2 separate regions of the Homo sapiens genome follow, and region 1 is linked to region 2. Evidence: chromatin loops called from intact Hi-C (ENCODE). Cell type or tissue: HCT116. All regions are shown on one strand. Links, peaks and the distances in the headings refer to the core of each region. The heading gives the core; the rest is flanking DNA. Region 1 overlaps DENND1B (DENN domain containing 1B). Region 2 has its middle 32 kb from the start of C1orf53.

The links. Peaks named below come from ENCODE experiments on the same cell type or tissue, not always from the same donor. Only the 100,000 strongest peaks of a DNase experiment are listed, where the experiment ranks them.
Region 1: a loop joins it to region 2, with 6 times the contacts of the local background. A loop is called at or near these places in 73 of 110 quality-filtered maps.

What each region holds. Positions count from the first base shown.
Region 1 is chr1:197,607,524-197,624,732 of GRCh38, forward strand. It overlaps DENND1B (DENN domain containing 1B), which reads right to left. Exons shown (of 23, transcript NM_001195215.2): 11 at 10,136-10,236; 12 at 4,408-4,453. Among named protein-coding and RNA genes, the nearest start is that of DENND1B, 160 kb to the right of the region's middle. In HCT116, for the core only: a CTCF peak has its summit at 7,810 (motif pointing right); a DNase peak (open chromatin) is centred at 7,828.
Region 2 is chr1:197,861,684-197,878,892 of GRCh38, forward strand. No RefSeq gene overlaps it. Among named protein-coding and RNA genes, the nearest start is that of C1orf53, 32 kb to the right of the region's middle. In HCT116, for the core only: a CTCF peak has its summit at 7,437; a DNase peak (open chromatin) is centred at 7,418.

The DNA of each region.
Region 1 (17,209 bases), core at 6,641-9,140, 250 kb before region 2:
TGGCCAGCTCTATACCTATGTTTAGCATAAAGCATATTGCAAGGATAACATAAACCAATAACTATGACTACAGCATTAAACTATAATTTAAATTTTTTGTCTATATTCTATACAAAAAGGTATATGTTGGTGATGAGGACTGAAAGCTGAATAAGAGAGAATAAAAGGATAGCAATATGGAATTTATTGTTAGTAATATTTCTCACATGAATTTCAACAGAAGGTACCAAATTTAATAGCCTATCAGACTATCTTGACTTGTCCCATTTGTTTGAAAGTTTAATCAAAATAGTCAAATTATCTCAATATGTCTACAAATAATAGTAAATAAGAATTTTATCATAGTTTTCATCCTTAAAGAAAATACTTATGGTTCATTTTTCCTACTTAAACTAATAGGTATACTTAATTCATATAATTTTATTAGTCTTATTTAATTTGTAACAAATAGTATTATTCCTTAATAAGTGCTCATTAATTAAATACATTCATGAACTCTGAATTTCATAATTGTATAAGTCAACTAGCAATAGGTTAATAATTTGAGTGTAGTATTTTTTAAGTGGTGGTCTACAATAATAGTCATTTTTGAAAACTGTCACTTAAAATCTTATTATTACCTTATATTTTAAATTGGCCAAACTGGTTATTCTAAGTTGGTCATAATTAAAATTTCTCTGATTCATTTACAATTTCAAATCTCTGCATATTAGAATGTTAAACTTTCTAAAGCAATGGTAGTCTAAAGCAGAGAATTTCCACATGTTAAGAAAGGCATAATGTCTACAGTGAGGACAGATGATTCTAAAAATCTGTCTTCTTTATTATAAAGACTTAAAAGATGGCCATTTCTAAGATATTAGCAGCGAATCACTTATAGTGATACTACTGCAAAAATATTTACAAATACACTTATTTCCTTTTCTTTTCACATATATGCAAAAAGCTTTAAATACATATATGTGTAGTTACCTATAAAGTAACTATAGTATAACTACAGTAACCTATTTTATAAGTAAAAATATAAATTATGTTAATTGCATTTGTGTGAAAAAACATGTCATAATTTTGATTTTCATCTTCAACTTTAAGTTGTCATTTTATGACAGAAACTATAAAGATAATCTAATAAACCTGATGTATTTGTTAAGGGATAAAATGAGTTAGTCTGTAAATAGCCTAAGATAAAGCTATGTGCCCCCAAAGTGTTTCGTGAGGACATTATCACTCAACTCAGAACAAGGAAATTGGTACTACTATGACATGTACAATTTTTTCAAAACTGCTCTTAGTTTTAAAAATCTGGTAATTGCTGAATATTAAATTTTATTTAAGGGACCACTCGAAAAAGAATAGAAAAATATATTCATTTCAAATTAATAAACTGAGATTCCCTAATATGAAAATAATTCTATTAATACATTAACAAAAAAGGAAAAAATAGAGTGTAACAAATTTTTTTAAATTTGGATTAGTATCACTATTTCATCTATTTTTTCCCTCCAAATTAGACTTCAGCTATTTTTTTTTTCTAAATAGGCATTGGAAGTCATGTGGTATATAAAATGGTACCTCCTTCTGTGTCTCACTGTTACATCTCATAAAGTTATGAGATACAAAATTAAGAAAATTTAAAAAATTATCTTTTTCTTCAAAAATAAGAAAATAATATTAGACATAGACTGAAATGCTTATTAAGAACAACTGTAAGGTGGTGAAGTTAGTGAAGTCTTTCTCACACCCTCTATGTTTAACTTTTCCATACAATATGGCTACAAAGGTACTTTTGCACATTAATACAAAGAAATGACATAGTGGCAGCAATCACATGATCTTATAAACCTGGGTCAACATTTTATTTAGAATCCATTGTATATTAAAACAAACAAGATAATCCTCACATTTGTAGCCTTTACTAATTTATTCCTAATGACCTGCAGGCTTTAGTCTGCCTTGAGTTCATCCCCAAAGTCTAGTTTTCAGGCAGAACAAAATGTCTTTAGCCTTTATTTTAGAAGGAAATTTGTATTTTAAAAAGATCTGGCCATCCTTTACTCATAATTTCATTAAAACAACTGAAAGAAAGATGTTAAGGGATATGAATTTCATGACTTTGAACAACTACATTTAGAAGTTGTTACATTAGGTTGGTGCAAAATTAACTGCAGTTTTCGCCATTAAAAAAAAAAATAGCAAAAACCGCAATTGATTTTGCACCAACCTAATAACACAATAAAATGTGTTGAAACTCTCTTGACCAAGAGAGAGGGAATAAGAAAATATTTTAATTATTCCTTAAAGAAAAAATTGGTTGTAATTGCCAGGCAAAATGCAAACATTTACTCAGTTCAGTCTTACATACTAAATATGTAAATAGCTGTATCAATATTTTAATTATGAGACCATTTTGGTAAAATTAAAAAGCATAAAAGCTAGAAATTTTAGTGAAAAAATCCGCCTAATAGTGGCATAACAAGAATGAAATTTGCAGGATTTACATCATCTTGTAATAGATTAACAAGAAAGTTGCTGAATGATATCCAATTGTTTTAAAAGAATTCCTGAAGTCCCCAGTATAGCTTCTCATTCACTAATAAACCAATTAAATAAAATAAGGCTGACTATTAAGACACTTAGATAAGTCCAGAGTATGAAAAATACAGAGATTTCAACCAGTCTAATAATGGCTTCAAATATTCTCATTTAATAATAAGAGCCAATTTAAAGTTAGAATGGATTATTCTCTAAGACAACACTTTTTAAGGAGCAAATAATTCTTAAATTTGCTACTTAAAAACAGTATTGGTTTTATTTATAGGTATCCAAGAATATATGATAAATTAAATTGAATGTTTAAAATATATACCCTTTTATACAGTATTTTGGAAACGCTGAATCATTTGCTTTAAAAGTTGATGTAGAATCATTATGCAAAAAAAAAATTAACATCAACAGGTAACCAACAACTTTAAATATTTTTCATCTCTATAAATAAATAAACATGTTATAAAAATTATGTATCCTATTAGATTCATTAAGAAGCGACAAGTACACTAATATAAAAATCAAATTTGATGACTTTTTAGAAGAGAATCCAACCAAGGTTAGATTTTAAATGAAGTCAAATTACTGATACATTAAATGCTAGTCATATATTCCACAATCTAATAACAAATTAAGTACCTACTCATTCATATTTTATTTTATGTAATTTATCCTTTCACTGAAAGTACCTTGGCATGTAAGAATAAGTTTTCTAGAAATGAATAAAAAATAAGGAGTCATAAAGGTATCCAACTCAGACTTCAATATTACAAACAAACCTACTAAAGATATTTATTTAAATATGTTTTTTTTGTTATTGTTGAAACAAATAAAAAATGTTGCCCTAGCATTTTGTGATAAGAAAAAATGCCGGAACCTAGAGTACCGGTCGGAATCCACAACCTGGACCTCCTAAAGGGGCGTGACTCTTTCCCAATATGATCCTCAGGAGTTTTAAAATATATCAACAGACTCATCTTTGATCAAAGTAAGGACTGATGGAGGGTATACAGTGATGGCAAGAGGAAAACCAAAGCTAACTCATTTAGGTTGCTTATTAGAAACTGGGTTAAAGTACAATCTGTACAACCAGCAAAAAAAGACAAATTTATCTGAATAAAACTGATAGCATCTAGCATAATGACACCACTCAATTGACCCAAGACTTTGTTTTAATTAAAGCCTTTTGCTTATTTTATTAGATGCTGATCCTATACCAAGACCTTCCTGGAAATCTCACTAATTTCAAGTTCATGGTGTTAATAGTTCAAGATCTTTCACTATAGGAATAACTTAAGTGACAAAAATAATTTTAAAATGATGTGGTAATTGTGGAAAAAAATTACTAAATTTTATATTCCCCAACAGAACTGAAAATTAAAACTTAAGGCTATATTCTAAAGTTCATGATTAGTATATTAAAACCACATTTAAAATGTACACACTGATAAATGGGAACATAATGAAGTCTGCAAAATAAAAAATTTTACTTCATGACTCATAAGTACATAAATTGTGACTTTCAAAATATAGGTCTGAAAAAGAGATATAAATGATCTCAAGTTGCCATAAAAAAAGGCAACTGATCAAGGACTGAAGTTTTAGTATTTAAAACTTACCATATGATTTCTACCAAACATAACCTATTTTTATGGATTTCATGCCATAAAAAATGGTCATTTAGTATGTTAATTTAAATGTAATTATTTCAATGTTGTCTTTTTAAAAATGATAAGCATACTCTAAATATGAAACTAGTCACTTCTTTGTCCTATACCACTGATATTTCTTCAAAACAAAACTGTTTTAACTATTATTTTATGAGTTAATTTTATCACTGTCTCATGTCTGAAAGATACTCACCTCTATGAGGCTGGAGTGTATTCCAATCAGGTATGGCATTGGGGCACTAAATTAAAAATATATATATGCATAGATTCATATAGTTCATTAAAACTGAAACAACAGTATAAGTAATTCAAAATGATTAAAAATTAAATGTATTAAATGCTCAGTTCCAGCATAACACATTATAGATATTCAAAATTATTCAATATATAAAGCTCAAATTTAATCTTAGAGGCCATTAATATATTTAAAATTAAGATTGCTTTTTATAAACATCATAAAATCATTTATAATTTAATCAAGAGTTATAATGCCTAAAAAGTTTGTTTGTTGGTTTGTTTTTACCTTAAGAAGAATATCCAGGTCTAGGCCATAGTCTGAATTGAATCTTTTCCGTATACCTCATAGCAAATATATCTTAAATAATCATCAAATTTATTAACATCCGTTTTGCACATCTTTTCCTATTCAATTAAATTCTTATTTCTATGATATTCTTAATATATATATTCATTGATACATACCTCCTATGTCACCAAATATTTGGATCAGAGGGTCAGTCTGCAAATATCTATCAAGACTTATTGTTTGTCAGACACTGTTCTGGAACTGGATGTACAAAAGGAAACAACTTCCTCACCTACTGTGCTATCTTTCCCCTCATGTACATTGTCTTTTATTTACCTAATTTTATAAATTCAGATTTATCCAACTTTCACTTTTATTAATAATTTTAATAAATTTAAAAATACTCAAGTGTGAGAATAATCTTGAATTAATTAATTCAACACATGATATTTGGAGCATAGCAGGTGCCAGGCCTTAGGGTAGAAACTTGGGAACAATAATAGACAATATAAACTGAATATATTCCCTATGGATTTTATACTCTTGCAAAAAATATAGATGTTAAATTTTTAATACACAGAATAAGAATTGCTGGTTATTTCAGAAATACTTCTCACGAAATACAAGAAGAAAATTATTCAACTTGACATTTCAAACCTAAAATATTATCTAACAGAAAAACATGAGAATTGACAGATATCTACGAAGTCAATAGCAGATATATGAATAAATAGCTATTTTAAAATAAAACATTTTTGGCAATTCTTTTATAGGCATCTTTGTGCTCTATTATGACACTCTTTTTCTGTTAATGCAAACAGATAATCCTCTTTCTCAAAAGATTTGCATAATTTTCTAAACATCATTGTCATTATTAGAACAGAGCTGTCCAAATTTCTGTGTGTTCACTTTGCTACTGAGAACCAGCAATAGATTACACAGCCACCCTGACAGACCCAGAGATTTCAAAGTAACCTTAAAAAGTTCCAAATTTATTTAAAGATGGCTAACCACCAATCTATATATCCAGAATTTACAAAATAAGTGTTAAAGTTCTTATTTTACTCCTCGTTAGCCTGTACATTCTAGTTCATTACTTCTTATTGTACTAGATTCTAATTCCCAGTTGTCTTTGCCCTTTGTAGCTTTGTTCCTTCCTATTTTTTTTTTAATTTGAATGCAAGAGACCATCTGGAATTGATCTGATATTCTGGATACTTCACTTGGCTGAAAGTTGAAAACTGTTTATAGGCCTTGATATCCTTAAGACCTAACAGATTTTCTACCTTCAAAAGGAAACAGGAGGAACAAATGTGTACTGTTCCACTACTTCCCTAATTCAAGTTCTCATCCCTGTATTCCTTCTAGGTCTCCAGAGAAGAAGACATAAAATGCATATCACTAACAAATCTAGGCTTCCACAACAAGGTTTTGATACCTTTAACAAAATGAAGTTAGGCCATAATCTTAAATATCTCAAGCCCTGCCTATGTTCAAAATAGCATAAAATTATTAAAGTCACTGTGTAAACTTCCAATTAACCTCAGGTTAGTTTATTCTATTCACAAGATTTATAATACAGAAAAGCCCATGCTGTCTGAAATTTCAAAGTACATTTTAATGAAAGAGTTTTAAAATAGGTAAGCCTTCTAAAAACAATAATTACTAAGTCCATTTTACAAATGTTGGTGGGATAAATGGGTGGGTCAGATTTTCTTAAAATCAGAAACAGACTGCTAAATAACCTACTGAATACATCTAGGAAAACTTTTTTTTTTTTTTTTTGAGACGGAGTCTCGCTCTTTCGCCCAGGCAAAAACATTTTAAACTTTATGGAAGATATACTTATCTTCAGAAGTATAAAAAACACATTGATAAAAATTGTTAAGCTGACATAAAAATATTCATTAAAAAGCTTGTATGCAAAATTTAATCATATAATAACTTGAAACTTTTAAAATGGGATCACTTGTTATCTCCACATGTTCTCTTCTCACCAATTTCTCACAAAATCTAAAACACAGATGTTAGAACTGTAAACATTATTAACCTAGAGACTAATTTCCTAAAATAATTACATTTTGCAGAATATAGAGTGAATAGTTGTTTCTTTCTCACAAAAACTGGATTGTGTAATCCTAATATGAAATCACCCAAATCTCATGAAAAGTAACTTTGCAAACCTAGCCTTAAATTTCCTAATTAGATAAGGGCATTAACAAGCCAAGAAGAGATTCTTGGCAACACAGATGTTTTGTCCTCTATGTGAAAAACTGTCCTAAATCTTTCTTTCAATGAAGTTATTTTGCAAAGATAGGATACAGAAGCCTCCATATGATTGCTGCTTCTTTTTGGTAGCAATTCACCTGTACTTAAGAATAGCTTTTTTTTTCTTTTTAGGTTTTCATACAAAGAGACCACTCATGACACAGACTATAACAGCAGTCTATTGGGGTAGTCTAAAGAATACAATTTTCCATTTTTTTAAAGAAAAAAAATACCTATTCTCTCAGAAGCTAAATCTGCTCCTTTCATAAAAAGAAGAGTCATATAGCCTAAATAGTGACTCAACCATTCATGAACAAATGATAGATAATTACAATTTTACTAGTCCTACAGTCACACTACCTGCCATGTGTTTATGGACTTAGATAGGTTAAGACTGTCTTGCAACATCATAGACTTGCCACATTAAAGTACTCTTACATTGGCTGATTAGGGGAAAATGCAGATGGTGTCATTTCCTCCCAGGCACCTTCCCTAAGCTACCAGGGACTGTAGGCCACTTCTTCTTATGTGTTGCCATCCATGGTCCTTTGTATGCCTATTCTGTAATACTTATAGTATTGCAGTATTACACTGTGCTGTGTGTGTGCATGTGTGCACATGTAAGTATGTGTGTATTTCTTGCTATCTGTGAATCTTGCAATGGCATAAACTAAATCTTATTCATTACATTACACACTCACAGCTTGGCAAATATTAATAGATGGTCACTAAGTGTTTAATGAACAAGTGAATGGATGAATGAATCAACAAAGTAGCAAGGCTTTATTGGTGGACCAAGATGCGATATCCATCCATGGTCACAAGATGGCATTACGGCTCTCCACAGTCCAACCCACACCAGAGCTACCAGTTGCAAAAACAGAAATACTTTATGGAGGTAGGATTACCTCAGGATTCAGAAAGTTCCAATCGTGCCAAAGAGTTAGCAAAGATATATCTTTTCCTATCAAATCTTCATGACACTATTTTTGAACTGGAATATTCATAAAAAGTATTTAATCAAAACTATGAGATTGAAGGGATGATCTGTAATTTTTTTCCCTTTTACATGTAGATCAGTATGATTTTTTAACCTCAAGGATGGAAATGGAAGAAAACTGTTTACCCTAGGAAACAGTTTAGTTTACCAAGTTTTCTGATGGCTATTCTTTAAAAAAATAATTATATTATATTACTCCGTTCCTATGATAGAAGCTGAGCCTATCATTGTGACCTTAAGGTTCAGGAAGTTTCAGATAACTTCTTGTTTGAATATCACTGACTTACTCTTTGAACCAGGGAGGTTTTTGGCATGCAAGCTCTTAGAACTCAACCCAAAGGCTATTTCAGACATTAGACACTAGAAAGAAAATTCCAGGGACTGAAATATGAAACAAGCTTACTTCATTGAATTTTATGGCAGGGGTAGAAACGATTAGAAAAGATCTGGAAAAAAATTAGTACAGAACTGCCTGTGTCATATAATAATTTCTAAATAACATTTTAGAAAGTCTTAAATGTGTAATTCATTACAGATAATTGAACTTAATTAAAGGTGTGTTATCTCTTAAGAGGTTAGAACATTTTAATAGAAAAATTAAGATGGCACTAACATCATATATAAAACGTAATTCTAAAGATATATTATGTAAAATCATATATCAATATATTTCCAAATACTGCTGTAAAATATATTTTTAAATAAATAAAGTTTAATTACTGAACAGTATATACAAAGATCTACTGCATATGTCAACATAAATAAATGAGACCCTCCCTTTAAGGAATGCTAAAATATTATAGGTATGTTGGTTAAAGGAAAACTCTAAAATGAATAACAAAGGGCCTATTTATTTTATTCTTAGACTTGTGTGTGTGACACTTAACAATATAAACTACATTCCTATAGTTTCCTGCCAAACAGTTTCTCCTTTCTAGTTCTCAAACAGCATAATAGCAATGGTAGGTCACTGGGCACCTACTTCACAGCATTATCAATACTAATAATATTACCATGCTGTGGAAACACACCAATATATTAACGTAATCAATATGTGGCCAAGTACATGTGTTGTCACTACAATCACTTGTTCTGAAGAGGCTCAGTCATAAAAAGTTAATAGAAACCCTCTGTGTATGAACTTAAATCATTTTTAATCCTTAATACTTTCTGCCTTTTATGAAATAAGAAAGTTAAATGAGTGCATTGATTCTAAAAGTGCTGTGTTTTAGTAACATTAGCTGTGAAATAAGCAAACACATTAAGGTCAAAATTGTTTCCTTCTATGTGTGTGCACAATGATTTAGAGGAAAAATCCCATCACATTTCTTAAGAATTAGGCTATACCTGCAGAAGATGATTATGCAATGAAGATAACATTTCCCCCCCTAGTCTTGAAGAAGGCCCAGAAGCTGCTATTTAGAAGTCTAATCCTTGTTTAGACTCATGATAAATATGCAGACTCTTCCAGGTGAAGAGAACAAGGAGGGTCTAGAGGCCTGGTTATTGGGATCCTTTAGGAATTGTGTCTAATGCCAGGAAACTTTTCAGAACTACTCCCAATACTTTTCAACATTGCTTTTCATGGTGGATCAAGGCTGAGACTTTGACTTAAACAAAAAACAAGAATTCTTGTATTAGAGACAACCCCTTTATCAGTACTTGGTATTTGGTGTGCTATTATTGAAAAAAGAGGGGTAAAGAAGTGTATTCTGAAGTAAAGGTAACAAGAGTATGCCCTGACAGAGACAATGTGGTTGCTGGCAGATTTGCCAGACAAATTCTGACACCTGGGATACTGGGTTCTCTAACTGACACCATAACTTCTATACAGTTTTCCTAACACAACTTAAGACTGTTATTTTTTTCTATTTTGCATTGAGTTATCTAAATGACTGCAGAAGAAATTCACAAAATCTAAAGAACTTTATGTTTGCTAGGTATAAACTTGCGCTACCTTTGTACAGAATTATTCTGTCCTTCATAAAAGCCATCTTTACTATTTATTAAAATGTAAGTTTCTGTGATTTCTTTTAAATATGCCCCCAAGTTTACCTAGTTCACAAATAAACAGATAATCTAATCATGAAACCTAAACTTAAAGGAGTCTGGCAAAAGCCAGCTTACCAGCAGTAGTCCAGCAGGTGTGGAGGAAGCACTGGGATGTATATGTGTTGCCAATACATTGGGTATAGAAGAGCAGCTGATCCATGGATACAGGCAGTTAACTGAAATTTGTAAAAGGATAACAAAAATAAGTAGCTGCTGACCTTCCAAACAAAAAGCAATGTTCAATGTATCAACAATGAACAGTAATCACAGAACAATTTACATAACTACATAAATCACATTGTCTTTATCACTTCTACATGTAAAAAGTCTTACATCTCAGAGGCCCCTCTGAAACATATATAAACAGCAAAAGAAGCTTCTTGGGAATCATGTAGATAGTTATAATCATCTGAAAATACCGAGTTTGGGATTGAAAACTTAGAACATAAGTAAAAGTAAAACTGAAAAATTAGGTGTGCATCTTAGAAAAATTGTAGGAAATTACAATTTGTACAGCATAGTTTGTGTATCACTCAGATTAATATAAGATGATTAAATATGGAAAGGAAGAGAGGCTGAAAGCTCCTGAGGGATATCATTAGGGCAAATTGCCAAAGAATGAAACATGAGCCAGTTAGGAGAGTCTGGAAGCTGCAATAATATCAGGGGACTTGAATGTTCGACAGTTGGAGCTTCAGTAATGTGTGAACTGCGGGTTACGGTATCAAGAGACTCTGTTCACTGACACATAGAATGTCACTATTGACCAGCAAACTGCCCAAGCTTGACAGCTGTACTACAGGAAGCCAAGTATATCATAATTTCATATTTAAACTGTTCATTCCAGATTAACATTTTGTTTCCTAGCTTTATATCACAACAGCTGTAATTACACTGTTGCTATTTTAAAGGTAATTGCCATTTTAATTGTTTTGTTTTGGTAAGCAGTTAATTAAACATTTTTTAGTACTTAACAAAAGGATATCACTTTTTTCTCCCATCTTCTGACCCTCATCAGAATTCTTTTAATGTGACTTTCTTTCCATTTTAAATTATATTTCTGTAGATGTAAAGTCATTTTTATGCATAAAGCAATAATTAAATCAGCATTCTTAATCATTTTAAAGTTTTGCTATAGTCTGTATTTCAAGGTTACCGATTAAATTATTTTATTCAACTTGAAGATCAGAATTAAAAAAAAATCTGAAAATGAACCAGACTTTCTATAAACCGTTTTCTCTATTATTATACAAAGATATTTAAAGAAACTAAGTGATAAGCACAATTAATTTAAAAAAATGAATGTACACAAAGCTATCCAAATCCTATTATTAGCCACATTTGTCTATGTTTAAGTGCAAAATAGATCCATTACATAAAGTAAATTAAAATAACTCGATTTGAACCAAAACCAAAAATTTTTATTCAAAGTATATGCATCTTTGCCATATGTATTATATTTTTTCCAGTCATGTTTTTAATCAGTTTTGTATGGCAAATAATGTATTTTGATTTCACTTAGGATGTTATCATTAAAGGATTTTACTACCTTGTACTTACAAGCTTTAATAGGTTATGATAGTATTCCTTCAATAAGTATTACTTTTTAAATTCCTTAATTAGAGCCTACAATATGCCACTAGGAGGCATTCAAATACTTCCATTTAACAATTATAGACCATGGATTTATTTATGTTACAAACTGCAGCTAGAGGGAAATGAAAATGGGGTTGATCTAACTCATTGTGTCAAATTCTCCAAGAGCTCTCAGGTACTCCTTAGTTGTAAATTAGGCCTCTTTAAGACTGTATTAACTCTTTCCACCCCCTTTTTAACCTGATGGGCTAAAAGAGCTTATGAAGCGTTGAAAGGCAGCTAATTATTCAATTTCTCAATCTGCACACAGATGACTTTTTAAACAGCTCATTTAAAGCCTTAAAAACAACAAAAAAGAGAGAGTGTTCTTTTTTTGTTACTGAGCAAATAAAAACTGTAGCAAGAGGAAAAACACGTTCTTAATGTGAGGTATTATATTTAATACCTCACTTTATTTCACTGGGCAATTTATTTCACTGGGCATACCCAGAGTCCAAAGCACTCTACTAAATGCCATGTAAATACTTTCCCTGCCTCCTTACTGGTCATCCTTAAATGAAGTTTTATTAGTTATTCGCTAACAAAATTCAACATTATCTGATGAATTTGACTGATTTCTTAGAGGATGGTTTCTGTAATTATATGCAGAGTCACAAAATTTCTGCAATGGCCAGCATCTGGTAGAGGGTTATGCCTGCTAATCAAGATCTACCAGAAGAGAACCGAGTCTACAGGACTTGGCAACTTTCTGGATGTGGGGTATAGGTGACAAGGAGAGGAAAAAATATATGACAACTCCTTCCCAACCACAGTTCTGGAACTAAGCAACCAGAATGAATTATTAAAGGTAATATAGCAAAAGTGTCAGGTTTAAGTAGAATTATAAGGAATCTGCTTTGGCAAATATTTATTCTGTTAACCATGAGACACCTAAATGGAGATTTCCAAAGAAGACGGAAGCATCCCAAAGATAATCCTCCATATTCACCTAGTAGCATGCAAGAGCTGTGAAACTTAAAAAAAAATGAGAAAATACTATTATGGCATATTCTTTTACAGATGATAGCAAAGTTGCAAGTAAATAAAATAAAACAAATTTACTAGAAAATGTAACACATTCATATGTAAATTGCATAAAATCATAACATGTATATTACAGACACAAAATTAGGGCTCTGCCACCAACAAGCCATGTGATCTCTGGCACATCTACAAATATAACCATGTCTCAGTTTTCTGATCTTTAAAATAAGAACTCTATGCTAGATGATCTGTAAGTATTTTCTCTCATAGATCAAACATTCTTTATTTTTAGATCAGATGAATTCTATCTTTTTTATATTCTTATGTATTGAGATTTCTTCTACCCTGGTGGCTAACGGAATACTATGACTGGACTATAATTCAGATCCACTTTCAAAATATATCTAAAAGTTTAAGTGCTTTAAAGTGCTTTAATAAAGTAGGTGCTCTAAAGTCCATAAGGTAATTATGCAACTGAAAATATTATAATAATTTTTTTGCTTAATTCAACAAAAATTTTGAGTGCCTGCTATATGCAATCGAAATCCCTATGAGGCAACAGGGACACAGTACTAAACAGAACAAAGTCCCCGTTTCTATGGAGCTTATGTGTTAGTGGAGAAAGCAAACAATAAACAAGTAAAATAAATATTGTCAGAGATTAGATCTATAAAGAAACCTAAAGTAGGGAGTGATGGGGGTGGGGAGCTATTTTAGATAGGAGGATTACAGAAGAACTCTAACGTGGTGACATATGAACTGAAACCTAACTGAAGGGAGAGAGTAAACTCGTGGATTTGGGAAGAAGAGCATTCCAGGTAAATTAAACGAGGCATTCAGAAGTCCCAGGTGAGAACATGCTTGGCATCTTCACAGAGCAATGGGGAAGTCAGTGAGATCAGACTGGAGGAAGTGGGAGAATGGCAGGAGATGAGGTCAGATAGAGAAGCAGAATCAATGATGGAGAGCCTTCTAGGACACGGCAAAGACTCTAAATATTATTCTCGATGACATTTTTACATACCTCTGAAGAGAGTGCTATCATAATAAACTATTTACCTGGAACATTTGAGAATATACAAATTAAAGAAAAATATACAAATTAAAGGAAAATAGAGCCTTCTAGGACATGGCAAAGACTCTAAATATTATTCTGGATGACATTTTTACATACCTCTGAAGAGAGTGCTATCATAATAAACTATTTACCTGGAACATTTTGAGAATACACAAATTAAAGGAAAATAAACTACATATTTTAGAAGTTTGGTTTGCAATATAAAGTACTACAAAGAAATGAGAACAATTTAATAAGCCAAGTAAGAAGAATCTTATTAATTTAACATTATTTATGATATATTGAATCTTTAAGCTTAAAGAAAAATGAAATATCATATAGTCTTTCTTTGGGCTAGAATTACCCAAGTATCATATGTCTGATTAGTGACAGGGCCAAGACTCCACATTGCTTTTCTAATATCGTCAGTTGCTTCTTTAATACCACAATTGTTCCTCACGAAAGCAGAGAAAAGGGTAAAGGGAAGAATTTCCATGTTTCAGTTCAAACATATCTCTGGCATTATACCCTGAAACTGAATAATACACTGTTATAATTTTCAGATAAAAATGAATTTACCAAATAAAGGTTTATGGAAAAAAATTTCTTATCTTTATGTGACATATGATATTTAAAATGCACATATATTTTCATAAAGCATACCCAATATATTGAACTAATACAGTTCCAAAGAGCTGACTAATGCAAAATAGAAACATTGGTAATACTGATTTACTATGGACTTCAATTACAACATAAGTATATATGGGAATCATGAGAAGGGACAAGAACTAATGCCTGTGAAACCAGACAGAGAAACCTGACAGCAAAGGTCTGCAACAGTTAACTCAGTCATAGAACAAAGGCATTTGAAACTTCTGGTCCCAGGTCACCAGGTCTAAACATAGGTAGTGCCATTGAAAATAATAGCAACAACAAATGTTTACATAATGTTTACCATGTGCCAAGAACTGTTATGAGTACTTGAACTACTCATACCTAATCCTCACAACAACCTCATCAAGTACTATTATCATTACTTCTACTTATCAGATCAAGGCACTAAGACAAAGTTCAACCAACTGCCCACGATCACAGAGCTTATCAACAGCAAAGCCAGGATACAACTGGAGGCAGGCTAGATCCAAAGTATAGTAACCACTATTTCAAACTGCCTTCAATATACAAAGATTTTAAATTATCATCATTATGAGGCTTTGAATAGCATCCACTGACTGAAAATATTGTGTTTTATACTAATTGTATAATAGAGAATGCATCTTTGGACCGGACAATCAAACAAGAGCCATTGACCTTTGTATGAGAAATCTATGATAGACAGAGATCTGATTTACAAAACTTTCCTCAGGCAACACAGACTGTAACTACAGCAGGTAACTAATAAAACAGACTCTCCCAGAAAATGTTAAAAGGATAAGATCATTGATACAAATTCTACAAGTTATCATCTCAACTTATGTCTATGAGTACACCTAAGTTTGAAACTGAACCAAAGTTGTCCTGCTTTGTGATACAAAATCTGATTTGTTCCTTCTTCTTAAACTATATTTATTAGAAGAAATCAGTCTATTAATAAAACTAGAATTGTTTTAAGCAATTAAATAGGCATGTATTTTGAGGGAGGAGAAAAAGACATTTATCAGATTCCCATGGACACAGCAGAAAGACAATCCATCTAGTATAATCACCACTATGAAAAATAGCACAATTTTAACTAGCATGCCTTACAGGTAAAGGTATCATATAGACACATTGCTACTCACACTATTCTAGCCTCTGTATCACCTATCTAGATTGTGCCTCATTCTTTTGTAGAAATCCTACACTTCAGCTAGAGTTATAGGAGTTACTGCAGGGTTAAATGAGTTACTGAGGGGCAGATTTATATTCCCTAAGAAAGCATTTATTAATAAAATCCAAGAAACATGTATTAGAGACCTCACCTGATTTTTAACTGAATCAATACTTAATTTAGAAATTTAAGCATCATAAATAACTATAAGTATAAACAGTAAACTGTTGCAGATGGGAATGTAATGAATTCCTCATAAAATTTTTAAAAAATTAGTGGAAACCATAAAGAAAAAAACTGTTTAAACACATTTAATTTATATTCACATTTTAAAGTTCAGACCAAAAACGGGAGCAGCAGGGTATCTGAAAACCACAACATTAACTACTAAATAGTCTCACTTAAGAAAAACTCTAATATTCAAATTAAGTGAGACTTATAAGAAAATGTTTGGAGAACAGAAATTTTACATAATGCAAAAACAATATTTTGTACATTTTTTAAAAATAGAATTTATTTCTTAGAATACTTTTACATTCATAGCAAAACTGAGCAGAAAGTACAGAAATGTCCCATGTTCTCCCTGCCCTCACACACCCATGGCTTCCTCCATTATTAACATACCCAACCACACTGGTACATTGTTACAGTCAATGAACCTATATTGATACATCATTGTCATCTGAGTCCCTAATTTACATCAGAGTTCACACTCTAGGATAAAACAAATTTACAGTGACATGTATCCACCATTATAGTATCATAAAAATGCTCTATTAAATAATTACATATAAATCTAACAAAATATGTATACAATCTATATAAGGAAAACTAAAGACTCTGATAAAAGAAATCAAAGAACTAAATAAATGGAGAGATATTCCATGTTCATGGGTAGGAAGACTCAATACTGTGAAGATGTCAGTCCTTCCAACTTGATCTATAGATTACAATCCCAATCAAAATCCCAGCAAGTTTTCTTGTGGAAAACAAGAAGGTGATTCTAAAGTTTCTATCGAGAAGCAAAAGACACAGAATAGTCAACACAATTCTGAAAGAACAAAGTTGGAGGACTGACACTATCTGAGTTCAAAACTTATTATAAAGCTACAATATTCAAAACAGTGTAGCATTTATAAAAGAACATACAATTAGATCAATGAAACAGAATAGAGAGCCCACAAATAGACCCACATAAATATAATCAACTAATCTTTGACAAAGAAGCAAAGGCAATACAATGAATAAAAGACAGTCTTATCAATAAATGGTGCTGGAAGAAGTGGACATCCACATGCCAAAAAAATGAATCTAGATACAGTCCTCACACTTTTCATGAAAATTTACTCAAAATGAATCACAGACCTAAATGTAAAATGCAAAACTATAAAACTCCTAGAGGATAATACAGGAGAAAATCTACATGAACTAGGGCTTGGCAATGACTTTTAGAGACAACACCAAAGTCATGAACCATGAAAAAATTAATTGATAAGCTGGATTTCATTAAAACTGGAAACTCTAAAAAGCAGAGCGCCTCTCCTCCTCCAAAGGAACACAGTTCCTCACCAGCAACGGAACAAAGCTGGATAGAGAATGACTTTGACGAGTTGAGAGAAGAAGGCTTCAGACGATCAAACTACTCTGAGCTACAGGAGGA
Region 2 (17,209 bases), core at 6,334-8,833:
CATGATGCCTTGATAAAATTCTTGTGTGCCAGAGCATTGGATACTAATTCCACCAAAATACAGGGATCTGCCACTTCCATAAAATTCCTGAAGAGCCAGTGAAATTTAGTATGTCAAGATACCTTCTCCAAAGGAAAGGAGAAATTCTTGTACCTTCTCACTGCCTACTATTAAAAAAAGGCACAGGGCTTGGTAAACATCTTTTCATTTTGGAAGTAATGAATATCATATTTAAGCATATGATTTATATCCATTTGTCAGATTTGCCAAAAGACTGAATACTGTTTTTTTGAGACAGAGTCTGGTTCTGTTGCCCAGGCTGGAGTGCAGGGACAGGATCTTGTCTCATTGCAACCTCTGCTTCCTGGGTTCAAGTGATTCTCCTGCCTCAGCCTCCGGAGTAGCTGGGATTACAGGTGCACGCCATCACACCAGCTAATTTTTGTATTCTTATTAGAGACGGGGTTTTGCCACGTTGGCCAGGCTGGTCTCGAACTCCTAGCCTCAAGTGATCCACCTGCTTTGGCCTCCCAAAGTGTTGGGATTACAGGCATGAGCCACTGCACCCGGCCAAGACTGATTATTTTTAATGGATCCCAGGGCAAGTGTAAACTGAACAAAAATGCAATGCAATTACAGTGAAGCTTTACTCATACTCAAGTGTCTATGATCAGTTGTGACACTTTTGGCAAATCTGGAGGAAAAAAGTCTAGTGTTGGCTCCCAAGGTCTAAGAGCAAAGCCATGTATTTTAGCAATAACAATCCTCTTTTCAGAAACAGCTCTTAACTTGATTGGTCCCTGGCAGAGAATGAAGTCTGACTTTGGTATGTTCATAATGTTAGGTTCAGAAATAAAAACAACAACAAAAAGAAAGTCTGACTTTGGAACATCGGGTGGCAACATGACACCATTGCTATAACAAACCGGGGTTATTTGACATCCTAGTCATAGATTTAGACAAACTCAGTGGCATTACATTATTCAGATGGAAGTGAAATATATGGCTCCAGAGAAAGTAGACCCTGAAAACATAAGCAAATTGAGTTAACAACTGATTTTCATTCCCAACTTGCCTATGTATTTTGCTCTGCCATCCTCCTTCAATCTCTATTTATGACTCATGGGGAGTTTCTTATTATTAATTGACCAGAAGGGGAAAAGTTCAAGCCTTATTTACAGGTATTACTGTATAATTTACTCACCAGACAGAAATTCACAACTGACACTTTACAGCCCCATCCTGGGTTGACCCTTTAAAAAGCATGTGTGGGAGAGTATGAAGACAAAACCTTTTAATGGTTTATCTTGTCCCCTCTGCCTTGAAGGAGAGATAGCCTTAGGCAAATATCTATGCTTTTCTTTCCTTGAGTAATCACCTTCCCTCCTGGGACTTCTCTGGGTCCTGTCCTAGCATCTGCGGTGGTGCTCAAAGCTGGGAACCTAGTTGGAGCCTCCGTGTGATGAACTAGAGGTTTGTAGGTGACATACTTTCTGTAATGGTGAATCTGGGATCTAACGTTTTGGAAACATCAACCCTTAGGGAAGAAATGGTTCCTCTAGGTACACAAAAATGGTACTATTAAATTGGAAGCCAAGACTACCACTTGGATATTTCAGATTCTTCATGTCTTTAAGCAAATAGACCAAAAGTGAGCTGATCTTTATTATTGGTTTGGATGATGAATCCTGGATATTAAGAGAAAAAGAAATACTAGAGACAATGGGATATGAAGCTGTATAGACAGAAGCCAGAGAAAACAATAGATCTTCAATTTTCAGTGTTAAAAATTAATGGCATTTTAATTTTGACTACCATGGAGTAACAAGGGCCAGATTAATCCTCCAATGTTAAAGAACTGGAAACATTAGATGACAAGCAGTATAGAACAATAATCTTTGAGAAAAGGAAACAAAAGAAGCCCCCTATAATCACCCCAGTTTATTGTTTAAAGAGAGGGCTTCCAGACTATAGTAGTGAGAAGAGGCCCCAAACAGACCCTGAAAGTAGTGCTGAGCTGAAAAGACAGAATTCAGAGTTAAGAAAGGCAAAACAGCTAGATTTCTGGGTGTAACTTCAGGAAGAAGAGTGCTGCACAAAAAACAAACAAACAAACAAATAAAAAAATGGGCTCCAAAGATCTGTCCAGGTCCAGGAGTCTGCTTTAGTCTATGGCAGAGTATTGATCTGCACATGGAGATTGTGGAGGAAACTACATAAAGCCTCAGAAAGGATCAACGGAAGGGAATAGGTGGACTTTTCCCTGGAGATCCAAGGGACAGGAAATCTTTCATGTTCTAATCAATCAGAGGGGAAAGACTCCTGATTAAGTAGGGAATTGAGTAGACTCCTTAGACGGTTATTACCTCAGCAGTGGAATTGCATAAGTCCTCAGAGGAACAGCTGCTCTGGACCTGCCCTAACAAAGTTTGGGAAAAGAGACTTAAAAGGATAAAATTGTTTACAAGTAATTTAGCAGAATCCTAGAATAAAATCTAATAATATCTAAGGAGATTCAGCAAAATACAACAGCAACTACAATGTTTGGAATTCAGTCAAAAATTTGCCATACAAAGATACCACTACATACCCACTAGCATGGCAAAAAGTTAAAACTGTAAAAAAAAATTAACTCTTTTCAATACTTTTATTGTTGCTAGTGGGGTTAGCACTGTTATTGTGTGTGTTTATTGAGAATATGGCAAATAAGCAAGTATGACATAGTCTAATTATATTGTCCTTCATAGCCTTAAGAACTAGGATTATCAGCAGTGTAAAGGATATATTGATGTGAAATAGAAGCACTACAGATGTAAGACTGCTCTAACTCTGAATTGAAAATATAAATATGAGCTCATAATATATTTTGTTTGAAAAAATAATCCCTACTGTGTTCACTGAAAAGGCCTGGAAGTAGTCACCCTAATAGAACTAAAAACTCACTAAAAAAAAACAAACTAAAAAGAGCCTTGGCTAGTGCTATTATTTTGCTGTGTCCTCATCCTAATCTCAGCTTGAGTTGTAGCTCCCATAATTCCCAAGTTTTGTGGGGGAGATAAGGTGGGAAATTGAATCGTGGAGCAGTTTCCCCCATACTATTCTCATGGTAGTGAATAAGTCTCACGAGATGTGATGGTTTCACAAGGGCAAACCCCTTTTGCTTGGTTGTCATTTCTCTCTTGTCTACCACCATGTAAGATGTGCCTTTTGCCTTTTGCCTTCTGCTATGATCAGGAGGCCTCCCCAGCCATGTGGAACTGTGAGTCCATTAAACCTCTTTTTCTTTATAAATTACTCAGTCTTGTATATGTCTTTATCAGCAGTGTGAAAACGAACTAATACAGCTAGTTCTAAGTGTAAGACAGCAAAAGTACAAAATGAGTGTGGAACACCTTGTCATACCAAGTAGCAAAGAAACCATCAAAGGTTATTAAGATCATGTCGACAGGACTCACACCATTTAGAACATTGGCCAAGAAGAGCATCAGTACGAATAATAGCTGCATGCCAGGCGTGGTGGCTCATGCCTGTAATCCCAGCACTTTGGGAGGCCGAAGCAGGTGGATCGCATGAGGTCAGGAGTTTGAGACCAGCCTGCCCAATATGGCAAAACCCCATCTCTATTAAAAATACAAAATTAGCCGGGCATGGTGGCAGGTGCCTCTAATCCCAGCTACTTAGGAGGCTGAGGCAGGAGAATCGCTTGAACCCGGGAGGCAGAGGTTGCAGTGAATTGAGATTGCACCACTGCACTGCAGCCTGGGCAACAAGAGCAAAACTCCGTTTCAAAAAAAAAAAAAAAAAAGAATAATAGCTGCAATGGCTTAAAACATAACTAAAATATGTTTAAACCCATATGTTTGTAGTGATGAAAAAAAAACTCTTAAAAACCTAATTAATCACTGTTGGATGATTCTAGGGAACAAATACATTATGAAAATTAGTAAATAAAGGGATACGATCAAACATTTATCTTGCTTTCTTTATATGAACTGTAACGCTGAGTAACTAAATGATAGATAAGTAGAATTTTTCTCTTTAGAGAGATATTTCAGCTAATAAAGAACAAAGGTTACAATTAGAATATCACTATTTTGTGATAAATTAATGGAAGTAGATACTAAGCATTAACAGCCAATAACATCACAAAAAGAGAGCCAGTCAAATATTTTGTGCCTCCCAATAAAATATAACAATATCTATAAAGTGTCTTGGCAAGAAAAAACAAACTAATCTAAATCTGATCAGTCTCTAGAGCCGAAGTAAAAACAACTCAGTTTATTCAACAAATAAATTTCAAAAGGGAAAACAGTGTACTATAAAAAGTTATGGCATTTAAGAGACTATTAGGAATTTTAACAGTACCTGTTTGTTGATATTAAGAAAATATCCCTCTTTGTTTAGGTACACTTATAGTATTGTGATTATGTTTTAAAAGAGTTCATATCTTGTAGGCATAAGTACTAAAACATTTACGGTGTTTGGTATCTGCTACAAAATATATTTAGAGGATAGATGGGCTGTAGATGAAACAAGAATTGCTGTGATACATGGGGATTCATTACATTTTTTCTGTATGCTTTTGTATTTCTACAGTAAAGATTTTAAGGTAATAAAAAAAAGAACAAAAATAGAACTCAGAAAAGTAATGGAAGACATGGCCAGGAGCGGAGGCTCACGTCTGTAATCCCAGCACTTTAGGAGGTCAAGGGGGGCGGATCACTGGAAGTCAAGAGTTTGAGACCAGCCTGTTTAACATGGCAAAGCCTCATCTCTACTAAAAATACAAAAATTAGTGGGGTATGGTGGCACGTGCCTGTAGTCCCAGCTACTCATGAGGCTGAGGCAGGAGAATCACTTGAACCTGGGAGGCAGAAGTTGAAGTGAGCTGAGATCCCGCCAGTGTACTCCAGCCTGGGTGACAGAATGAGACTTCAAGTCAAAAAAGAAGAAAAAATAAATAAATAAAGAAAGAAAAAAAATAAAAAGAAAAATAATGAAAGACAATAACAACCCTAAAAAGGTTCACCCAGAAATCAAATCCTTCAGAAATGATATAATTTGTTCAACTACAGAGTTTACATAATTTTTTAAAACCTTAAAGATATACCATTTTAGGAAAAGAAATTTCAATTAGTTTATATGAATGTTTAATAATAGTTAATTGTTACTACTACATGAAAAAATCTTGGTTATATTTGCCTCTTTTTAATGAATTTCAATTAATTAATGTATTTTAGTCATTTTTTTGCCCTTGTCCACATAAAGTCAGAGTCAAAATATTCTAGTTTTCTTTTAGAGCACATGCCATTATTACTTACCATAAGAAGAAATACTGCTGCTGCTCCTAATATTTATCAACAAGGAAGGAAGGAGGGAAGAAAGTAAGGAAGGAGGAAGGAAGGAAGGAACAAGGGAGGGAGGGGGGGAGGAAGGAAGGGAAGAAGGCATTTGGTTTTTGTGTTCTTTCTGAACAGCATGATCTAGGAAGCTCTATGTCACTAGAAATGGCAGAACTTTACCGTATAAGAGTTGGAGGGCCTGTATTCTACTTAAAAATAGTTTTTTACAAAATATTTTTAGAGTTTGAGGTGAAAAAGGGAAAAAAAATGAACTGCTTTTTGTATCACTTTCAGACTTGTAAAACATTTTGACTGGTAATATGTTTCCATTTTCACAAAAATACTTTATTTTTTTGAGGTGAAGTGGGAATGAAAAAGCATAAGGAAGAAAGTTATAGAGGAGGCAGAAGAAAAAGGAATAATGATAAGCACAGGAAGGGAGAGTGGGATTATTTTTCTCAAGAAATTTGCATTGTGCCAGAAATTTCAGAAGGAATCAAGTCTCCAGCCTTAAGACATAAAACATTAATGGGAAAGATTAACATAATACCATTATATTTTCAAAGTCCCAGTCAAATCCATCAGTGAAATGCATGTTCCTATTGTGCATGTATTATAATAGGTACATTTTTGTAATTATTAAGTTCTTTAAATAAAATTATTTCCTTCTACTTTTTCATTCCAAAAAATTTCATTTATTGCATGTAAAAAAATGCAAAAACATATATAGAAAACACTGATTCTCTTTTAGCCCCAACACTGAGGTAACCCAGGTCATCGACCTGGTGACCACCCTCACTTCTCCCTTTACATATAAAAGCATGCAAAGGCAATTTGAAGTTTTTGTTTGTTTGTTTGCTGTTTCAAACATCAAATATACCATAAATATTATGCTGGAACTTACTTTATTCACTTAGCAGTACATCACGGACCTCTCATGTCAATAGATAGAAATCTAAATCATTTTTTTAAACAGTCACTTAATAATATTCCATTGTAAGAGCTTACCGCATTTAAATATTGCCCTATTAATAGATAATTATATTGTTTCCATATTTTTACTACCACAATTAATGCCACAATAGAGGTTTCTTAATGTGGCCTTAAATAATGATATGCATATATGTATATATATGTATATATGTATATATGTGTACATATATGTATGTGTGTATATATGTATGTGTGTATACATGTATGTATATACACATATATACATATATATACACACATATAGGAAAGCCATTTAAAAGTGGAGTTGGCAGGTCAAAGAGAATATATATTTAAAATTATAATAGACATTGACAGCTTTCTTTCCAAAATGTTTGCAATTTATATTCCCACTAACAATATATTACAGTGTCCATTTTCCCATTTATGTCTTATCAACAATGAATATTATAACACTTTTTAATTTTTGCCATCAGATAGGAAAGATTGTAAATTATCAAAAGAACCGTTCTGCAGTGTTTTCCTCAAATTGAATTCACAGTCTATCTGTTTAGGTCTCTGGCATCTATAGCTGGTTTGCTTCATAAGGTCAGCATGTAGACTGGACTTAAGCAGTGGTTTTCTTTGCCGTACTCTGAGGTCCCAGATTGACTACAGGAGACTGTATCATTGGAATTGAACTACCAAAAAAAAAAGCATGTTATATAGGTTAATACCACCAATTGTCATATATGAAAGATACCTTGATATTCACTGGAAACAAAATAATAGAAACACAAATCTGAGGGGTTGAAGGAGCTATCCAATGCTTAAATCTTAACTATGAAATCTCTACCAATTTATTATTTCACCTCTGCTTAAATTCCTCTAATGATGGAAAACATACAAAAGCAGACAGCCTATTCCATAATAATAAAGCTAACTTTTATTGAACGTTTATTCTGTACCAGACAGAATTGTAAGTGCCCGGCAGGAAGTATCTCATTTAATCCTCACAAAAACCCAATGGGGGAGGATTTACTACTATACCTATTTCACAGAATAAACCAAGGCACAGATCACACAACAGGCGAGTGGTTGTATTGGATTTGAAGTCAACGGGAAGCCGTACTCAACCTCTACACCCTACTGCCTCCCAGAGGCAGGTTTAGAAAACTGTGAATGCTAACTCTCTATACAAAGCCCAACATTTCTTCCTGTAGCTTTGTTGCATTGCTCTTACTTCTACTGTGCTGGTTTCCAAGAATTCTCTTTAAACCTTTGCATACGAAAATACTACCAATATTTGCAAATAGCGATGAGATTATCTATTTGTCTTTAATTCTAGAAATAAAAGTGTGTTTAATGGAAGCCAAAGAAAAATCAGCTCATAGAATCCACCCAATGGCAAGAGAGAGAAAAGATAAGTGACCAAATCTCTTACTTATTGCAGACACCAAATCAAGCTAGCTATGAGTCTTTATAGGAAATAGGGCTAAAAATTTCAGGAGGAGGAACCAAGTCTCTAGTCTTAAGACATAAAACACTAATGGGCAAGATTAACATAAAACCATTATATTTCCAAAGTCCCAGTCAAATCCATCAGTGAAATGCATGTTCCTAAAAGGACTTCCAAGAATACCTCAAATACCAAAGGATTAAGGTCCTTTAGTAGTACAATGACAAATGAGAGTACAGCACTTATAAGAGACAAGTTTAATAATGTTCCAGTTAGAGGAATTCAAAGATAATGGAGGGTACAATCATAAAATTAAAACAACCAAAATTTCCACATTTATCACAAGAGAATGGATTCCGTAGAAACACAAATAGAAAACAAACAAAACTAGACGGCATAAATCAGCATAATAGAAGTAAAGTGTGCCTGTGATGAACATCTGGTATGTCAGTCAAAGATTCAGCAAGAATACACTAATGTAAGGCTGACCTTACATATGTAAGGACTCTCTCTCTCTCTCCCTCTTTCTCTCTCTCTCTTTATCAACATATGCTTTTTGCTCTTAAAATACCTCATATTTTCCATTTATAATCTCTTTAGTCACAGAACTATTTCTCCTCACTTTTTTTCTCTATCCTTTGCACTCTCAGAAAAGAGAATAAAATTAGCATTTTTCTTAAAATCCAGGCCACATTAACATTATAGCTCTTTTATTTTGCTAAATTAATTTGTACATATGTGAGGTCAAGAGCTCATGGAGTTTTATTCCTGCAACTGCCTTGCATTTTTTCACTACTTATTTTTCAATGCATTCATCATCACTTCTTTACATTCAAGATAACAGCCTAACCTGTATTGCAGTCTTGCATTGCAATAATTTAGAACTAAACACTAAACATTCCTTCCAAACACTAAAATAAAAACTACAAAGGAGGAGCTTTGTTAGGTGATTATGGACTTTGTGTGTGTGTATTCCATTTATCTGTAATTTGTAAAAAAATTTATATATTTATAAAAATTTGGTTTTATTTATTTTTAAGTAGTGGACTCTTAAGATAATTGTTAAATCTATCTGAATATCCCTTTTATTGGTTTGCTTTCAACTTGGTTATTAATTATTAATTGAATAAATTGAAGACAATTTAACCAGATACTATCACTTTGGAGATTTTGAAATATTTTGTTTTCTAAATTTAAGTGAAGTAAATAAGCTTTTTAAAAATATGGACTTTAATGAAAAATAATATATGTATTTTCAACTTCTGAACCACTATGCTACAGATAAAACATAACCATTGATGTATCTATTTATTTCATAACTTTTAAACAATTGTTTTGTAGAACATATAATAGAGAATTGGCTAGCTTGAGACAAACATTTTAAATATACTTACAGAATAACTTTTTTCCTCTTTGCATCAGAGAATGTTAAGGTTAAAAAGACTTACAATTTTCAAAAGTTGTGCTATTCTTATTACTTGGAATCCTTTTTGTCAAGTCTTTTACCTATTCTTCTATTGGCTGTCAGGATTTTACTTAATGCTTTGTAAAAAAAATTAATGTATACTTTGGAAAACTTGCCATATTTACTAAAGCTGATGTATTAGTTAATTTTCATGCTACTGATAACTGGGAAGAAAAAGAGGTTTAATTGGACTTACAGTTCCACATGGCTGGGGAGGCCTCAGAATCATGGCGGGAGGCAAAAGGCACTTTTTACATGGTGGCAGCAAGACAAAAATGAGAAAGATGCAAAAGCAGAAACCCCTGATAAAACCATCAGATCTCATGAGACTTATTCACTACCATGAGAACAGTATGGGGGAAGCCACCCCCATGATTCAAATTATCTCCCACTCAGTCCCTCCTGTAACGTGGGAATTATGGGAGTACAACTCAAGATGAGATTTGGGTGGGGACACGGAGCCAAACCATATCATTCTGCCCCTGGCCCCTTCAAATCTCACGTCCTCACATTTCAAAACCAAGCACGCCTTCCCAACAGTCCCCCAAAGTCTTAACTCATTTCAGCATTAAGCCAAAAGTCCACAGTCCAAAGTCTTATCTGAGACAAGACAAGTCCCTTCTGCCTATGAACTTGTAAAATCAAAAGCAAACTAATTACTTCCTAGATACAATGGGGATACAGGCATTGGGTAAATACAGCCATTCCAAAGGGGAGAAATTGGCCAAAACATAGGGGTTATAGGGCCCATGCAAGTCCAAAATCCTGCAGGGCAGTCAAATTTTAAAGCTCCAGAATGAATCTCCTTTGACTCCAGGTCTCACATCCAGGTCATGCTAATGCAAGACCATGTTCCCATGGTCTTGGGCAGCTCCACCTCTGTGGTTTTTCAGGGTACAGCCTCCCTCTTGGCTGCTTTCACAGGCTGGTGTTGAGTGTCTGTGGCTTTTCCAGGCGCACAGTGCAAGCTGTCAGTGGATCTACCATTCTGGGGTCTGGAGGACGGTGACCCTCTTCTCACAGCTCCACTAGGCAGTGTCCCAGTAGGGACTCTGTGTGGGGGCTCCAACCCCACATTTGCCTTCCACACTGCCCTAGTGGAGGTTTTCCATGAGAGCCTCACCCCTGCAGCAAAATTCTGCCTGGGGCATCCAGGCGTTTCCATACATCTTCTGAAATCTAGGTGGGGGTCCCCAAACCTCAACTCTTCACTTCTGGGTACCCGCAGGCTCAACACCATGTCAAAGCTGCCACTTTGGGGCTTCCACCCTCTGAAGCCATGGCCCAAGCTCTACATTGACCCCTTTTAGCCATGGCTGGAGTGGCTAGGACACAGGGCACCAAGTTCCTAGGCTACACACAGGTTGGGGACTCTGGGTCTAGCCCATGAAACCACTTTTTACTCCTAGGTCTCCAGGCCTGTGATGGGAAGGGCTGCCGTGAAGACCTCTGACATGCTCTGGAGACATTTTCCCCATGGTCTTGGGGATTAACATTGGGTTTCTTGTTACTTAGGCAAATTCTGCAGCTGGCTTGAATTACTCCTCAGAAAATGGGATTTTCTTTTCTATCACATTGTCAGGCTGCAAATTTTCCAAACTTTTATGCTCTGTTTCTCTTTTAAAACTGAATGCCTTTAACAGCACTCAAGTCACCTCTTGAATGCTTTGCTGCTTAGAAACTTCTGCCAGATACCCTAAATCATCTCTCTCAAGTTCAAAGTTCCACAAATCTCCAGGGAAGGGACAAAATGCTGCCAGTCTCTTTGCTAAAACATAACAAGTCACCTTTGCTCCAGCACCCAACAAGTTTCTCATCTACATCTGAGACCACTTCAGCCTGAATTTCATTGTCCATATCATAATCAGCATTTTTGTCAAAGCCATTCAATAAATCCTAGGAGGTTCCAAACTTTCCCACATTTTCCTGTCTTCTTCTGAGTCCTCCAAACTGTTCCAACCTCTTCCCGTTACCCAGTTCCAAAGTTGCGTCCACATTTTTGGGTATCTTTTCAGCAACGCCCCACTCTACTGGTACCAATTTACTGTATTAGTTCGTTTTCACACTGCTGATAGTGACACACCCAAGACTGGGAAGAAAAAGAAGTTTAATTGGACTTACAGTTCCACATGGCTGGGAAGGCCTCAGAATCATGTGGGAGGCGAAAGGCACTTCTGATATGGTGGCAGCAAGAGAAAAATGAGGAAGATGCAAAAGTGGAAACCCCTGATAAAACCATCTCAGATCTCATGAGACTTATTCACTACCACGAGAACAATATGGGGGAAAGCACCTCCATGATTCAAATTATCTCCCACCGGGTCCCTCCCACAACACATGGGAATTACAGAAGCTACCATTGAAGCTGAGATTTGAGTGGGGACACAGAGCCAAACCATATCAGCTGAGCACATGCATATAGTGTGATCCAGCAATTAATTCTACTCACAGTTTTATACTCAGCAGAAATATGTGTGCATGTGTGTCACCAAAAGACATGAACAAGAATGTTTATAACAACACTGTTCATAGTAGTAAAACTGGAAACTAAATGTCCATAATAGTAAGTAAATAACATTTAGGTGAAAATAATCAATTGCTATTGAAAGTGGAGATATAGCAGCTAGGGGCATAAGGGTGTTTGGAGGGTATTGGTAATATTCTGTTTCTTAATCTAGGTGCTGGTTAAACAGGTGTGTTCAATTTGTGAAAATCTGTCAATCCATACAATCTATTTACAATCCACATAATCTATTTTTGACATATACATCATAAATCCTTAAAGATCATCTGGTACAAACCATTTCTTCAGGGATTTACAAATTACTCACTTATAAAACTATGAAGATTTGTTGCCCATTTTGCAAACTGAAACTCATATGTATTAAATAGAGATAACTTTCCTGTGTTTAAAAGAGAATGGATGGGGTGATTGAGTGTCTATCTGGCTTTGGCTTTAACTTTTAGGTAAAGATTTATGCAGTCAACTTTCCAAGGTTTTAAAGCTAGATCTGCATTCAAATCCTGAGCTTACTACTTACTATCTACATTTCATTACCTGAAAAATGGGGGTAATAATAGTTAATTTGAAGGTTATTCAAAAAGTTAAAGATAATGTTTGCAAAATGTCTGCCACAGGTGGGCAATCAATAAAGAGTAGGCATTAATTTTAGAGAGTCTCACCCAACAAAGAATAGGCCATAAAGAATGTAGCCAGAGTGTACTAGTGAAGCAGAGAAATGTTTTCTTTCAAATGGAATCTAAAAACAGAAAAAAAGTACACCTATTAACACATGTGTTTAAACCAAAATTAGATCACCCAAGTAGAAAAGACAAGATTACACCACCCTCCTATCATTTATTATTTGGGGAGAGGAGGAAACTAGGGGGCATAAATATTTCCAACATATTTTCTTCCAGTGAAAACAAATTATATGAAGCAGAGAACTGACATGTACATTGTTTTGAACTAATAAGTACTTCCTCTGAAAAAGAACATTGTTTTAGAACAACAGGGTTTTTAAAAGTTATTTTTATTTGTGGTAAATACTCATAATATAAAAATTATCATCATAACCATTTTTAAGTGTACAGTTCAGTGGCATTAAATACATTCATACTGTTGTGCAAATATCACCATCATCCATCTCCAGAACTCTCCATCTTGCAAAACTCTGTACTCATTAAATGAGAATTTCTCATTCCCCCTCTACCCAGACCCTGCCAACTACCATTCTACTTTCTGCCTGTATAAATTTGACTACTCTACATACCTAGTGTAAGTGAAATCACAATGTTTCTCCTTGTGTGACTGGCTTATTTTACTTAGCGTAATGTCTTCAAGGTTCGTCCATATTGTATCATGTCAGAATTTCCTTCTTCTTTAAGATTAAATAATATTCCACTGCTTGTTTATACCACATTTTGTTTATTCATCCATCCATGGACATTTGGGTTGTTTTTACCACTTGGCTATTGTGAATAATGCTGCTATCAACATGAGCATACAAATACCTCTTCAAGCTCCTGCTTTCAATTATTTGGGGTATATACCAAGAAGTGGAATTGCTAAATTATATGATAATTCTATTTTTAACTTCTTAAGAAACTGCCACACTGTTTTCCAAAGCAGTTGTACCATTTTACATTCCCACCAACAAAGCATAAGGGTTCCAATTTCTTCACATTCTCACCAACACTTATTTTCTGTTCATTTTTATATCAGCCATCCTAATAGGTAAGACGTGGTATTTCTTTATGGTTTTAATATGTATTTCTAATGATTTGTGTTGTTGAGCATCTCTTCATGGACTTATTGGCCATTTATATGTCTAGTTTGGAGAAATGTCTGTTTAAGCTCTTTGCTCATTTTGGAATTAAATTGCTTGGGTTTTTTGGTTGTTGAGTTTTAGGAGTTCTCTATATATTCTGGATATTAATTTCTTATGAAATAGATGATTTGTAAATATTTTTCCTTTTGGTTGTCTTTTTACTGTGTTGATAGTTGTCTATTGATGCACAAAATTTTTACATTTCCATGAAGTTCGATTTTTTTTTTTCTTATACCAGGATAGGGGCTTGCGATGTTGCCCAAGCTAGTCTTGAGCTCCTGGGCTCAAGTGATCCTTGCAATTTGGCCTCCAAAAGCGCTGGCATTACAGGCATAAGCACCACACCTGGCCATGAAATTCAATTTCTCTTTCTCTTTTTTTTTTGAGACGGAGACTTGCTCTGTCACCCAGGCTGGAGTACAGTGGTGTGATCTCCATTCACTGCAACATCTGCCTCCTGGGTTCAAGCGATTCTCCTGCCCCAGCCTCCTGAGTAGCTGGGATTACAGGCATGCACCACTGTGCCCAGCTAATTTTTTTGTATGTTTAGTAGAGACGGGGTTTCGCCATGTTGGCCAGGCTGGTCTTGAACTCCTGACCTCAGGTGATCTGCCTGCCTGGGCCTCCCAATTTGTCTTTTTGTTATTGTTATTGCCTATGCCTTTGGTGTCATATCCAAGAAATAATTGCCAAATCCAATGTTGTGAAACTCTTGCCCTGTGTTTTCTAACAGTTGTCCAGTTTTAGGTCTTACATTAGCTGGTGGATCCAGTTTGAATTAATTTTTGTATATGATGTTAGATAAGGATCCAGCTTCATTCTTTTGGATGTGGATATATCCAGTTTTCCCAGCCCCACTTCTTTAAAAAGACTGTCTTTTCCCTATTGAATGGTCTTGACACCCTTGTCTAAAATCATTTGACAATATATGCAATGATTGTTTTGGAACTGTCTATTCTATTCCATTGGTCTATATGTCTGTTTTTATGCCCCACTGTTTTGATTCCTGTAGCTTTGTAGTAAGTTTTGAAATCAGGACATATTCTTTATTCTTTTTTTGCAAGATTGTTTTGGCTATTTGGGGTCACTTGAGATTCCATTTGAATTTCAGAATGGGTTTTTCTATTTCTGCAAAAAATAAGTCATTAGGATATTGACAAAGATTGCATTAAATCTGTAGATCACTTTAGGTAGTAGTTACATCTGCACAATATTAAATTTTTAGATTTATTTATGCTTTCCACTTATTTATATTTTCTTTAATTTATTTTAGAAAGTCTTTTTAGTTTTCAGTGTACAACCTCCTTATCCTTGGTTAATTCCTGTCTTTATTCTTTTTAGTGCTATTGTAACTGGAACTGTTTTCTTACCTTTTTTTTTAGATTTTTCATTGTTAGTGTATAGAAATGCAACTGATGTATGTTTACTTTGTATCCTGTTATTTTGCCGAATTTCTTAATTAATTCTAATATTTTTGTGGAATTTTTTGTTTTCTACATATAAGACCATATTATTTGCAAACAGAGATCATTTTACTTCTTCTTTTCCATTTGGATGCTTTATTTCTTTTTCTTATCTAATTGCTCTGGCTAGGACTTCCAGTACCATGTTGAATAGAAATGGTGAAATTAAGCATTCTTGCCTTCTTCCTGCTTTTAGAGGAAAAGCTTTCAGTGTTTTATCACTGAATATGATATTTGCTGTGGGTTTTTCATATGTGACTTTTATCATTTTGAGGTAGCTCTTTTCCATTCCTATTTTTTTGTGTTTTTGTCATAAAAGAGTGTTGATTTTTGTCAAATAATTTTTCTGCATCAATTTAGATGATCAGGTTTTTTCCCTTTCATTCTGTTAATGTGGTGTAATACTTTGATCAATTTTCATATTTTAAGCCATCCTTGCATTCCAGGAACAAATCCCACTTGATGAATAATCCTCTTAACATGCTGCTGAATTTGGTTTGCTAGTATTTTATAGAGGATTTTTGTATCAATATTCACAAAGGATATTGATCTATAGTTTTCTTGTAATGTAATTTTCTGGCTTTGGTATTGGGGCAATGTTGGCCTCATAAAATGTGTAGAGAGTGTTTCCTTCTCTTCAATTTTTTTGGAAATGTTTGAGAATGATTGGTGTTAGTCCTTCTTTAAATGTTCGGTAAGATTTACCAGTGAACCCATCAGGTTCAGGGTTTCTCTTTGTTGAGATATATTTAATTACTGATTTAATCTACTAACTAGTTATAGGTCTATTCAGATTTTTTACTTCTTTGTGGCTTAGTGGTGATAGGGTTTGTATTTCTAGTAATAGGTCCATTTTATAGGCTTTTCAGTTTGTTGGCATATAACTGCTAAAAGTATTCCTTTTTGTTTCTATGGAATTAGTATTAACATTTCCACTTTATTTCTGATTTAGTAATTTGAGAATTTGAGTCTTCTCTCTTTTTTCTTATTTTGTCTCATATTAGCATAGTCACTCTTAATCTCTCTTGATTAATAGCTAAATATTTGTCAATTTGGTTGATCTTTTCAAAGAACCTATTGGTTTCATTGATTGTTCTCTATTTTTTTTACTCTGTACTTTATTTAACTCTGCCCTAATCTTTATTATTTCGTTTCTTCTGCTGGCTTTGGGTTTACTTTGTTTTTTTTCTAGTTCCTTAAATTGTAAAGTTAGGTTGTTGATTTGAGATCTTTCTTGTTTTTTAATGTGAGCATTTATAGCTATATTTTTTTTCCTTAGCACTGTTTTCACTGTGTCCTATAAGTTTTGGTATGTTATTTTTATTTTCATTTGTCTCTTAGTATTTTGTATTTCCCTTATAATTTAGTCTTTGATCCAGTGGTTAAGAGTATTTTGTTTAACTTCCACAAATTTGTAAATTTTACAGTTTATCTTTCATTATTGATTTCTAATTTTGCGCTGATGAGGTCAGAGAAGATACTTTGTATGATATCTATCTTTTTAAACCTATTGAGACTTAATTTGTCTCATGTGGTCTACCTTGGAAAATATCCCATATGCACTTAAGAATATGTATTCTGTGTTGTTAAGTAGAGTGTTCTGTATATGTGTTAGATCTAGTTGGATTATTGTGTTGTTCAAGTCCTCTATTTCTTTACTTACGTTCTGTCAGGGTGTTCTTTTTTTTTTTTTCTTTTTCGAGACAGTGTCTCGTTCCATTCCCCAGGCTGGAGTGCAGTGGCACAATCTCGGCTCACTGCAGTCTCTGCCACCTGGGCTCCAGCAATTCTCCTTCCTCAGCCTCCCAGGTAGCTGGGATTACAGGCACGTGCCACCACTCCTGACTAATTTTTGTATTGTTAGTAGAGATGGGGTTTCACCATGTTGGCCAGACTGGTCTCAAACTCCTGATCTCAGGTGATCCACCTGCCTCAGCCTCACAAGGTGCTAGGATTACAGGCATAAGCCACCATACCTGGCCTTCTGTCAGGGTGTTCTATCAATACTGAGGGTGGGGTATTGCAATATCCAGCTATTATTGTGGAACTGTCTATTTCTCCTTTCGATTTTGTTGATTTTTTCTTCATATTTTGATGATCTATTATTGGGTTCAAAAATGTTTGTAATTGTTGTATCTTTTGCTGTATTGAAGCTTTCATTTATGAATGATGTCCGTCTTTGTTACTGTAATTTTTTTGGTTTTAAATTCTATTTTGTC